2 separate regions of the Homo sapiens genome follow, and region 1 is linked to region 2. The links are chromatin contacts, found by Hi-C or POLR2A ChIA-PET in ENCODE. All regions are on one chromosome and are shown on one strand. The core of a region is the stretch at or near the end of the contact, and the rest is flanking DNA. Distances in the headings are between cores, read along the strand shown.

Region 1 (5,173 bases), core at 2,401-4,900, 220 kb after region 2:
TCACTGGTTTCTGGTTTCTTACCTAGTTGGGTCACTCACTGGCTGTGTGGCCTTGGGCAAGTCACTGCATCTCTCTGAGCCAAGTTTTCCCTTCCACAGCGTGGGTAGCCAGCACCTTCCTCGCGGGGATGTGTGTAGCAAGAACTGGCTTGCAAAACCTCCCCTATTCCGAGCTTGGAGCCCTGGGATGGCCCTCCCAGCATTCGTTGGGCTTCCCCGTCTCTGATATTTGTCAGGCCCCTCACCCCGTGTCTGGCCTTCCGCCAGCTGTGGGGGCAGGATCAGGCATGTACTCCTTGGTGGCCCCAGCGCTGGCTCTGCACCCGATGCATAGTAGGTGCCTAGCAAGTGCATCTGGAGGCTCGTTCGATGGCCCTGCAGGGCTCTCTGGGTCTGGCGGGAGACATTGGGAGTCAAGGTCAGTGCCTCACACCATCTCCTCGGCAGCATGTGTCTTTCTACCGTTTGCCGTGGCCCTTCCCATGGCCAGTGACTAACAGCTTTCACGCACACTCTGGGGTGGGCTGAAAGGCCCCGGAAGCAGCCCTCTTTCCCTGGAAGATGGGAGATGAATGACAGCACCCTAGCTTCCTGCCTTCTCTGGGGACGCCCTGAGCACGGTCCGTTCTGTCTCCCAGGTGGCCCCAGCAGGACTGAGAGCAGCAGCAGTCCACAGCCATGACAACTCAACCACCTGCCCTGTGTCAGCTGCTGTCCCCTCCTTTATTCCTCCCCACTCCCCTTCTGCAGCATCCTGGAGTCACTTCCCGAATAAACCCCTCACATCACCTCCTTGTCTCAGGGTTTGCTTCTGGGGGGACCCAGCCTGAGACGGGATGAACATTCATTCGACAAAATATTGCGGCTGGGCGCAGTGGCTCACGCCTGTAATCCTAGCACTTTGAGAGGCCGAGGCGGGCGGATCACTTAAGTTCAGGGGTTCGAGACCAGCCTGGTCAACATGGTGAAACCCTGTTTCTACTAAAAATACAAAAATTAGCTGGGCGTGGTGGTGCATGCCTGTAATCCCAGCTACTTGGGAGGCCGAGGCAGGAGAATCACTTGAACCCAGGGGGCAGAGTTTGCAGTGGGCCGAGATGGTGCCACTGCACTCCAGCCTGGGCGACAGAGCGTGATTCCATTTCAAAAAACAAACAAACAAACAAAAAACAACAAAAAGCAAACATTGAGTGGCAGCATAGGGAGAGAGGTAAGTTTATTCTCATCAAGACTGGGAGGAAAAGTTACACAGCCTCAATTACCTTTCCAAAGGACAGGTACGGGTAGGAAAAGGATTAAGAGACAATCTTTTTTTCTTCTTGTTAACTTGTATTACATTTTTAAAAAATATAATGAATCAGTAATGAAACAAATAAAGAAACCCAATTGCAAATGCTGTGTGACTTTGGGCCAGTCGCAGACTGTCTCTAGGTCTCAGCCTCCGAGGAATGACATGGAGCTGGACCACAATTCCCAGGTTCTGGGGTTTGAGATTGACCTTACCTCCGCCTTGCCTGCTCCCCACAGGTTTGACAACTATTCAGCCAATGTGATGGTGGACAGCAAGCCAGTGAACCTGGGGCTGTGGGACACTGCTGGGCAGGAGGACTACGACCGTCTCCGGCCGCTCTCCTATCCACAGACGGTGTGCTGCTCCCACCTGCCTTGCAGTCCTGACCTTTGCTGTCTCTGTTCCCTCTGCTTGGGATGCCCTTCCAGCCAGCTCAGCCTGGGAAACCCTACCTCTCCCCTTAAGGCCCAGCTCAGGGAGTCTGCCTGCCTTGCATGTCCCAGGCAGAGAAGGGCTTCCTCTTGCACTCCCTCAGCCCTGCATTGGTTCCCGGTCCTCAATGTGCCCATCTTCCCACCCCATTGCCTCCTGGGCTCTGGCACCCCCTGTTTCCAGTGGTGGGGCAGGTGGATTCTGCACAGGGCCCCAGGAGGCAGCCCAGCATGGTGAGCCCTGGGAGTGCTGGGGGAGGGGAGAGGTGGAGGATGCCTGCAGGTGGCTGCTGGGTCCTCGCCCTTCCTCCAGGGTATGCAGGGAGGCGGCTAAGGCCGGTAATCAGATGGTGGATAGTATATGGATTGGAGTATGGACTCTAGAATCCCAGATCCTCCCCTCACCAGAGTGCACGTTGGCAAACTCTTTAACCTCTGGAAGCCTCACTTTCCCTGTCTGAGGAATGGGGCTACCAGCAGTGCTTGCTGCAGAGTGACATGTGAGGATAACCACTTCGCAGAGGCCCTGGCCTTTAGTGAGCGTCCTAACAAACAGCAGCCTCGTGGTAGAGGCGAGAAGGGTATCTCTGCTCTGCCCAGATCCTAAGTCCCCAGCATTCCCTGGGGTGTTCCACCCTCAGGGAGCCCCAAGCTCCACCTCTCGGTGGCTGCCATGGTGGGACACCTCTGGGCCCTCCTCACTAGCAACCTCGCTTGCTCTGTCCCCAGGACGTCTTCCTCATCTGCTTCTCCCTCGTCAGCCCAGCCTCTTATGAGAACGTCCGCGCCAAGGTGAGCTGGACAGGGTGGGCCTTGGGGGCTCTGGGGCAGGTAACCCTGAGGGACAGAGGGAGGAACTGGTGACTCTAGGCTGGTCCCTGGGGCAGCAGAGGTCGCATACAGAGAGGGTCCCCAGTGCCAACCAGGGCTGGCAGAGGGACTTGAGGGGGTAAGATTCAGAGGACCTGGGGTGGGGGGTGCTGCGATAGTTAGCTATACCCCCACTTTCCATGGCTGCATTCTCCTCCTCCCCACACAACCTCATGTCCGCCTCCGATTGTCACATAACCTCATGTTTGCTTCTTATGTCTGCACAAAACCTCGCCTCCTCCTTTCCTACAATCATGCGCCCCCTCCTTCCTGCACAACGTCGTGGCCTCCCCTCCCTGTGCCACCTCACGTCTCTCTCTCCTCACCGTCGTGCCCACCTCTGATCTTCTGGCAACTTGCTGCCTCTCCTCTCCCTACACCCTCACACTCCCTCTGATCCCCGCACAGCCTCGCGCCCCCTCTTGACCCATACAACCTTGTGTCCCCCCACCCACCTGCCCAGTGGTTCCCAGAAGTGCGGCACCACTGCCCCAGCACACCCATCATCCTGGTGGGCACCAAGCTGGACCTGCGGGACGACAAGGACACCATCGAGAAACTGAAGGAGAAGAAGCTGGCTCCCATCACCTACCCGCAGGGCCTGGCACTGGCCAAGGAGATTGGTATGGGCCTCGGGCTCAGAGGGGCGATCTGGCTGCAGGGGAGGCCCTGACTTGGCCTCGTGGTGTGATTGTAAACACGGGCTGCAGGGCCAGGCTGTGCAGTTTGAACTCAGCTGTGCTGTGCACTTGCTGTGTGACCTTGGGCGAGTCACGTAGCCTCTCTCTGCCTGTGTTTCCTTATCAGAAAAGCATGGGATAGTGATAGCTCCTGCCTCCTGGGGTGGTTGGGGGAATTCAGTAACTTATTCCAGGTGGAGCTGCCAGGGCAGCACCTGTGTGTGAGAAGCACTCTGTGTTAGTAGTAGTCGTCCTAGTAGTATGAGTAGTATCTATTAATAGATACTGAAAATAAGGAGGTGTGCTTTGAGCAGACAGAAGCAGAGATTGAGTGGGGGTGCTGTGGTTGCTTGGAGGACAAGTGGCAAGTCAAACTTGGGTGTTCTGGGAAGGCTTCCTGGAGGAGGTGGCGCTGCATTAGATCTAAAGGGTGACACATTTCCTTCCACCACCTTCTCTCCTCCCTTTCCCCACTCCCTTTGGTTTCTCAGCTCGACCCCTCTTTGCCTCCAAATCACTGGGCTGGAGAAATATAGTAACTTCTCAAGGTCACCCAGCTAGTAGGTGGCCCAGCCAGATTTGAAGGAAGGACAGCAAATTATTGGCTCACTGCTGGGGGGTGCTTCTTTGTAGTGGCTCAGGGCTGCCTGCATCAGGGAGGCGATGACCATGGGTCTGGCTTCATGCATGGTACCCAGGCCTGCTGGCTGTTCCTGTCCCTGTCCCTGGTAGGTCCCAATGTGTCTGTAGCTCAGGGATCCTTGCCCAAAAGCCCAAAACCACCAGCTGGGTTTGGTCATATGAGCTGTGCCCTCTGCCTCACCACAGGACTCTGCAGGCCCAGGGTTTGGCCCCCAAATTGAATCCACTAGACCTCCTCCCGCCCCACCGCCCCAGCCCCGCCCCACCTCCCCCTGCCGGAACTGGGAGGGCCCTGGGGACTCACATCTCTTCACAGGAAGAGAAACCGCAGCCACCACCTCCCTCCTTCTGTGACTAGCGTGGTGACACAGCCATCTTCCCCGGGGGCCTCAGACTATGGCTCACACCCTGGCTCCCTTCCCCTGTCCTAGGGCCACAGCTCCCCAGCCTGCAAGTCTTTCCTTTTAAATATCAAGGATTCATCCCTGCCTTCTCTTTCTGACCAACCAGCACCCCTCCAACCCCTGCCCCTGGACTCCTTCTATTCAGGGTGCAGCTCTCCAGCCTGTGGCCTGGCTGTCACTGACCTCTCCCTTGTAAAGCACATGCTTTGGGATCATGTGGAGGGTGCTGGAGGCCTGGATTCTGGTCCTGGCTCTGATACTGATTGGCTGTGTGACCTTGGGTTAGTGGCTGCCCCTCTCTGGGCCTCAGTCTCCCTCTCCACATAAGCTGACCTGGACAATCCCCAAAGGCCCTCTCTCCTCCATAAGGTGGTGACTCAGAGTTCTTGCCTTGGCCTCTAGCCAGTCTTTCCTGGCTGACCCTGCATGGAGCTGGGGCAGGGGCAGTGATTTTAACTGTGCCTCAGACCAGCTTAGGCCTAGGGGGAGTCCTGGGGGGACTGGCAGGGATAGTGAGGGAAGCAGCAACTGCCTCTGCCCACCTGGACTCCCCAGCCCTGGGATGACAAGTTTTGGGGGCAGCCCTGAGCCCAGCTGATAATCACAGCTGATGTGGACTGAGCACTTCCTGGGAGCCACTTCATTCTCACAGCAGCTATGACGAAGAGCTCTTGTCACCTTCACTTTACAGAGAGGAAACAGGCTCGGGGGGACATGTTGCTGGCTTAAGGCCACCCAGCCAGGATTCTGACAGGGGTGGACTGGCTCCCTAAGCCACAAAGCTGAGGGCCATCTGTCCTCCCTGCACCTCCACTGCCCCCACCGCCCCCTCACCCTCCTTGCCCTCTCTGTAGC
Region 2 (5,456 bases), core at 2,858-5,357:
AGGTTGCAGTAAGCCAAGATCGCACCATTGCACTCCAGCCTAGGTGACAGAGTGAGACTCCATCTCCAAAAAAAAAAAAAAAAAAAAAAAGAAGGTGTATTTATCATTTCGGTAGACGCTGTCCAATTGTCCTTGAGAGTGAATGTGTTCCTTTTTATTCCCACCAGTCATGTAAGAGAGCATGGCGCGGCTATAAAACAAACACGTATGTTTTCGGCATCGTGCCAAAGATTTCGTCTTCCCTGGGGAAGCTAATCTGACATTTCCTCATACTGATGAAAACATTGGCCTAACATTGCACTCTGTCAAGGGATTTGCAACTTAATTGCATTTTGTTCATAAAACAATTAATATTGCATAACTTGCCATCAACAGAACTAATTTTGACCCTGCACTATGACAAATCTATTCATGCTTTATGTTTTAAAAATCCGCTCAAAGCTAAAAAAAAAAAGCTACTATTCGAATACCATTAAGCTGATATCAAAACTCAGACTCGATTGCAACGTGTCTCCCAACCTTTCCAAATAGCACAACATTTATTTTTCTCAATTCCTTTCCAGAGGTATATCCATGAAAATTCATGAGTGGGAATTCTTTTATCAAGAGTATCTAACAAGATAAGGGAACAACTCACATATCAAATATTAACTCAGCCTGAACATATGATACTATACGTGGATTTAGAGAAGCAGACAGCAGCTCTTTACCAAGCCCACACCAAACCACATGCTCCTCCAACTGTAATCAAGAAAGTAACTGAAATTGTTTGGGCAAATCAGGGCCTAATTAAAAGAGATAAACAGATGATAACCCCATTAACTCCATTATACGAATATATGTTTATAATGAACCAGTCACAGTTTTCAAGAAGAAGGCGGATGTTCTCAAGGGGTAAAAAGTCTCATAAATGAGGTACTAACTTGTAAATAAACTCAGGACAGCAAATTCTATATGTTCTGTAAGCAGCTAATGTGATATTTATATTAACTATAATAAAGATACATGCCAAGTAAAACATGAGGTGCAGGTGAATAAATGAGACATTCTTAATCAGTATAGATTAAAGCCATAGTAAATACACATTAGCTTTGTACTTAGTGTCAATCTAGAAGCTGGTCTACATAAATATCAGCTAACTTCTCTTTCCTTGCATGAAACCTTCAAGTTCACCTAGTTCAACCTCTCTCCCAGCGGAGGAATCCCAGGTCGCCTAACCACAGTTCGCCTTTCTCCAATGACGGTAGTTTCACTATTTCAAAAGGCAGTGAATCCATGCTGCTTCTGATTCGCTGCCCAAATTGGGAGCCGGTGATTTTCTCCTCCTCTGAGGGTTGTCCAGGGTGCACCATCTTCCTCCCCAGCCCCCTGAGATTCAGAGACACAGAGTCACCCAGAGATAATCTTTAAAGCTCCCCAGGTGATGGCAAGGTACAGCTAAGTGTGGGACCTACTGCCCTATAATGATCATCCATGATCTGCCTTGTCAGCTGTACATGCATTTGTTTATTCTTCATTCATTACTAGCATTTATTGAATACCCACGCTAGGAGCTGAGAGTACATACATGTTATTTACCTAATGTCTTTCTTTACATGGACCCTTTTGTATCTAAAGACATTCGTTTTAAATATTAATGAATCTGATGGATCAGATACAATCAAACTAGATACATAACTCTTAAAGAAGTTCATCGCTATTATCTAAAAATTACCCTGATAGTTTACTAGTGTTATTCACATGACCTTTTAGGAAATAATGAGTTCATTCATTCCTTCATTCACTCATTCCTTTCTTCCTCCCTCCCACATATGCTAAGTCTCTCTGACAGTCCATACGCAATGACAGGCACCCTCCCTTGCCCCCTGCTGGAAAATGCTCAGTGTCTACCTGCCACCCACAGTCACACCCCCTGCTGCTGGAACAGGAATGGAGCTGTTCCCAGCTTCTTTGGGCCTTTATGAAGCACATTCTTAGGGCTCTGTGCTCCTCCCACAGGTGCCCACCCTTTCCTTCACCCAGCCAGGCAGTCCTGGAGGTGTGTGTGGGGAATGCTGCTACCTGGCTGGATCCGGGGTAGGAGTCCCAGTGGACAGTGCAGAACATCACCAGCAGGGGGCACTCATGCATCACCACTGGCTTCTCACCTGGCCCAGGGCAAGGCAGGCCTGGCTGGAAGGTTAAGATGACTGGGGTGCCACTGAGGGGACCAGGCTAGGCTTGGGAGGGGCCCTATGGGATAAAAGGGCACGAAAGTGGGCCCCTTGCACTCAGATTCTAAGAAAATCCTCCCCAGCCAGGGGGAAGAAAAGCACACAGCACGTCTCCTTACCAGATTTAACAAACATGACCATCTGGGGGACAGCAGCCATCAGTTAAATAATCCTGCCATTTGGTGAGGGGCAAGGTTGCCTCTCAGGCACATGCTGGTTCTTTGTAGGGAGAGGAGTGGGACAGAGAGCAGACCTTCAGGCCAATGGGGCTCTCCTGGGGACTGGCCCTCATATCCCCACCTCCAGCCCAGCCAGGAGAAGACCAGTCTGGGTGGCCCGGGCCTTCTGCAACTGTCCTTTACCAGTCCCTTGGGCCTCATGTTCCCCTCCTGCAATCATTCCCACCCTACCTGCTTTTCCTGGGAGCATGAAGGTGGAAGTGTGTTGCCAACAGAGGAAAGCCATCTAAACAAAAACAAGGGAATCTAAAATGGAGCTCGCCTGCCCCCATCCTGCCACCCCCTTCCTACTTCGGAATTTGTGTGCATTTGTAATCTGTGAGTCTGTCTCATTGTGCATTGCTGGAGCTGACGATTAGGTGCAGTGGTGGCTCTCGCCTTGCCCTCTGATGACTTTTCCCTAATTGGTTTAATCTGTATTTTCACGCACTCACTGGAAAATGAGAAGAGCCGCCAGCTTCTCCGAGGAGCTGGGATGAGGCGTGAACCCTACGAGAAGGGTCGCGGGGGTTTGCGGCTCCTGCCATGGGGGCTGGGGAGGTCACAGGAAAATGGCAGACTGTCCTTGTTCTTGGGTACTCACAGTCCCCGGGCGAGGAGGGGCACGAATGGAGGAGGTACAGAAGGCGAAAACGTACTGGGGGCCTGCGTACCTGGGAAAGGAGAGGTGGGGAGAGGAAACCCTGACTGGGGTTGGCTCCCCCCGGGCAGAATGTCTGTCCGTTCAGGGGCAGGAACGGGGGCACCCAGGCAGAGAGATCCCAGGGGCAGAGTGTGAGTATCTCAGTGCCAGCTACTTGTGTTTCTGTGGCTTTCTCTGGGATAGGACAATTCTGTGGACCTCTCTCTGGATTTGTCATGACTTTGGGAAGACAGCTCGGTGGGTGTCTGAGTCTAGTGTGTTGTCTGTGTGTATGAGTGCATGAGTGAGTGTGTATGTGTGTGAGTTGGGTGTGACCACTGGTGGCTGCTAACTCTCTATTGCATTCGGCTTCCAGCCCTGCAGGGTTTCCTTGTTGAACCTCTGGGGATCCTGCCTTGGGACAGAGGTGGCTAATGCAGCAGGGGGCGGGGGTGGGGCTAGCCTAGATAGAGGCTTAAGCCCCTACTGCTGGGGTAAAGCGATTACCAGCGTGTGTGTGTGTGTGTGTGTGTGCGCGCGCGCGCACGCGTATGTGTGTGTGCGCCTTTAGTGGCTGCAGAATCCTCAACCACCCTGAGAGGGTCCAAATACTTGCCCCTGGCCTTCCCTCCCTTTCCTTGCCATGATTCGCAGCCCCCCAGCTGACCTCGATATGTTCATTTACTCTAAGACGCTGTGCTCTGAAATTGCTTCTCCTCCTCGGAGTTCTCTGGCTCTGATAGTGAAATTTCCACTAGTGTCAGAGGGGAGACAGTTTGGGATGTGGGGAGCTTCTTGATGCTGCCTTAGAGACATGTACAAATTGGGACCCTTGACCTTGCGTTTGACAAGTGAATCACTTATAATCACCACTTATTTTTACTTGCATCAACCTCACCAAGACGAAGAGCTTTGGGTTGCTCCTTCTGGCGCCAGGAGCCCCTACGCAGGGTTAATGATGATAAGAGAAGTGAGTGTGACTCAGCAGATGGAATGTTCCAATGCTGGTGAGTAAATTCAGTTTCCTATAACAAACAGACAATAAGGAAATTAGGTTCTCACCGTGAACCTGAGAATGGTGCTGATCCTTAATAGCCCCTCCTGTGTAGCAGGCACCGCTGTAAGCTCTTCCCAGATCAGCCGCCCTCTGTTGCCCATTTCACAGATGAAGAAACTAAGGCACAAAGAAGTGAAGTAATTTGCCCTGAGATTAACCAGTTCACGGAGCAGGGATGTGAGCCCAGGCAGTCTAGGGTCCTTGCCAAGTACCCAGCCACTGTGCCCTGCATTGCAGGGCAGCCCCGCACGTGGTCACAGTGTGGAATTCATGGTGTTTCCTGCAGCAGAGCCGCAAACCTTAGTCTTACCGGAGAGCTTCTTGCCAGCGACTTGATTTCACATGGCAAAGAAAGAGTAGGACAGGTTTAAAAGAGGCTTTTACTATACCCAACTGGTATTCACTTCGTGTGTCTGTTCTCTGTGGTTTGTAAATATTCTCCGGCTTCCCCTTGATCTCTACAGCAGGGCACGCTGTCCATGACAGCACTTTGCTTTCTCAACAGCGCTCGTGTCACCAGCTCGAGCCGCAGCCATCTGCATGGAGCACTGTTGACATTGCAGCCGTGGGGCCCACTCCAGGTCTGGCAGAGGCTGACTCACAGCGTCAGGGGGCTGGGAATGGAATGCTGGTCTTTTGGGCATCACGGACATCACAGAGGGAGGAAGGGAGGCTGGGGGTGCATCTGTAAAACGGGGGTGCAAGGGGCAGGGGTTGTACAGTGGTATCTACCTCACGGGGTTTGGGTATCAGTCAGGGCTTATTTCCCTTTGCTGAGAACAGAGGCTGGAAATATTGATAATAGTGGTTTAAACCATATCCAGACTTCTCACTCTCTCACCTAACACGTCGGGGGTAGGCGTCCTGGGTTGGTGGGGGCCCCAATGGTGTCTTCAGGGACCCAGGCTCCTCTCTTTCAGTCCCACCCGCCTTAGCAGCCAGCTTCCATCCTCAAGGTCACCTCATGATCCAAGATGGCTGCTGGGCCTCCATCATCACGTCTAACTTTCAGCAGGGACTGGGCACACACTGGCCCCAATGTTCCCTTCTGTCCCACCTGACAGCTTACACTTGGCCCTCAGTGGCCACTCCTAGCTGCAAGGGAGGCTGAGAAACGGAACCTTTTGGCCAGGCACATTGCCATCCAAGTGTTTGTTGCTAAGGCAGGTGGGAGACAGGATATGGTAGGGGCCCCCCACAGTCTCTGCCACAGCACGCAGTAGACTCCTGTGCACCGCAAGGTACAACCTGTCTATTTTTCCAAGTGCTGTGACTGTTTCAGCTCAAACAGCCAGATAGGTGAGGGGGAAGGAGTCCCACAGGCG

Evidence for each region. A loop is a pair of places that touch in the nucleus more often than their neighbours do. ChIA-PET counts read pairs that join two places held with the same protein, here RNA polymerase II (POLR2A). Pooled maps may share reads with other maps.
Region 1: a pooled map shows a loop between it and region 2 (4-fold over the local background). The contact joins two enhancer-like sites. A Hi-C loop is called at or near these places in 7 of 50 pooled maps. POLR2A ChIA-PET finds 5 or more read pairs at or near these places in 4 of 52 experiments (AG04450, GM12878, activated CD4-positive, alpha-beta T cell and 1 more).

Annotation. Positions count from the first base shown.
Region 1 is chr22:37,229,273-37,234,445 of GRCh38, reverse strand. RAC2 (Rac family small GTPase 2) reads left to right here. Exons shown (of 7, transcript NM_002872.5): 3 at 1,528-1,645; 4 at 2,452-2,514; 5 at 3,056-3,215. Among named protein-coding and RNA genes, the nearest start is that of RAC2, 12 kb to the left of the region's middle. RefSeq lists enhancers at 1-193, 194-695, 3,183-3,322, 3,853-3,912. Within about 2 kb of position 3,650, at least 21 of the 41 ENCODE cell types and tissues checked have a DNase peak (open chromatin) inside an H3K27ac peak, as active enhancers do.
Region 2 is chr22:37,454,167-37,459,622 of GRCh38, reverse strand. No RefSeq gene overlaps it. Among named protein-coding and RNA genes, the nearest start is that of ELFN2, 29 kb to the right of the region's middle. Within about 2 kb of position 4,107, at least 8 of the 41 ENCODE cell types and tissues checked have a DNase peak (open chromatin) inside an H3K27ac peak, as active enhancers do.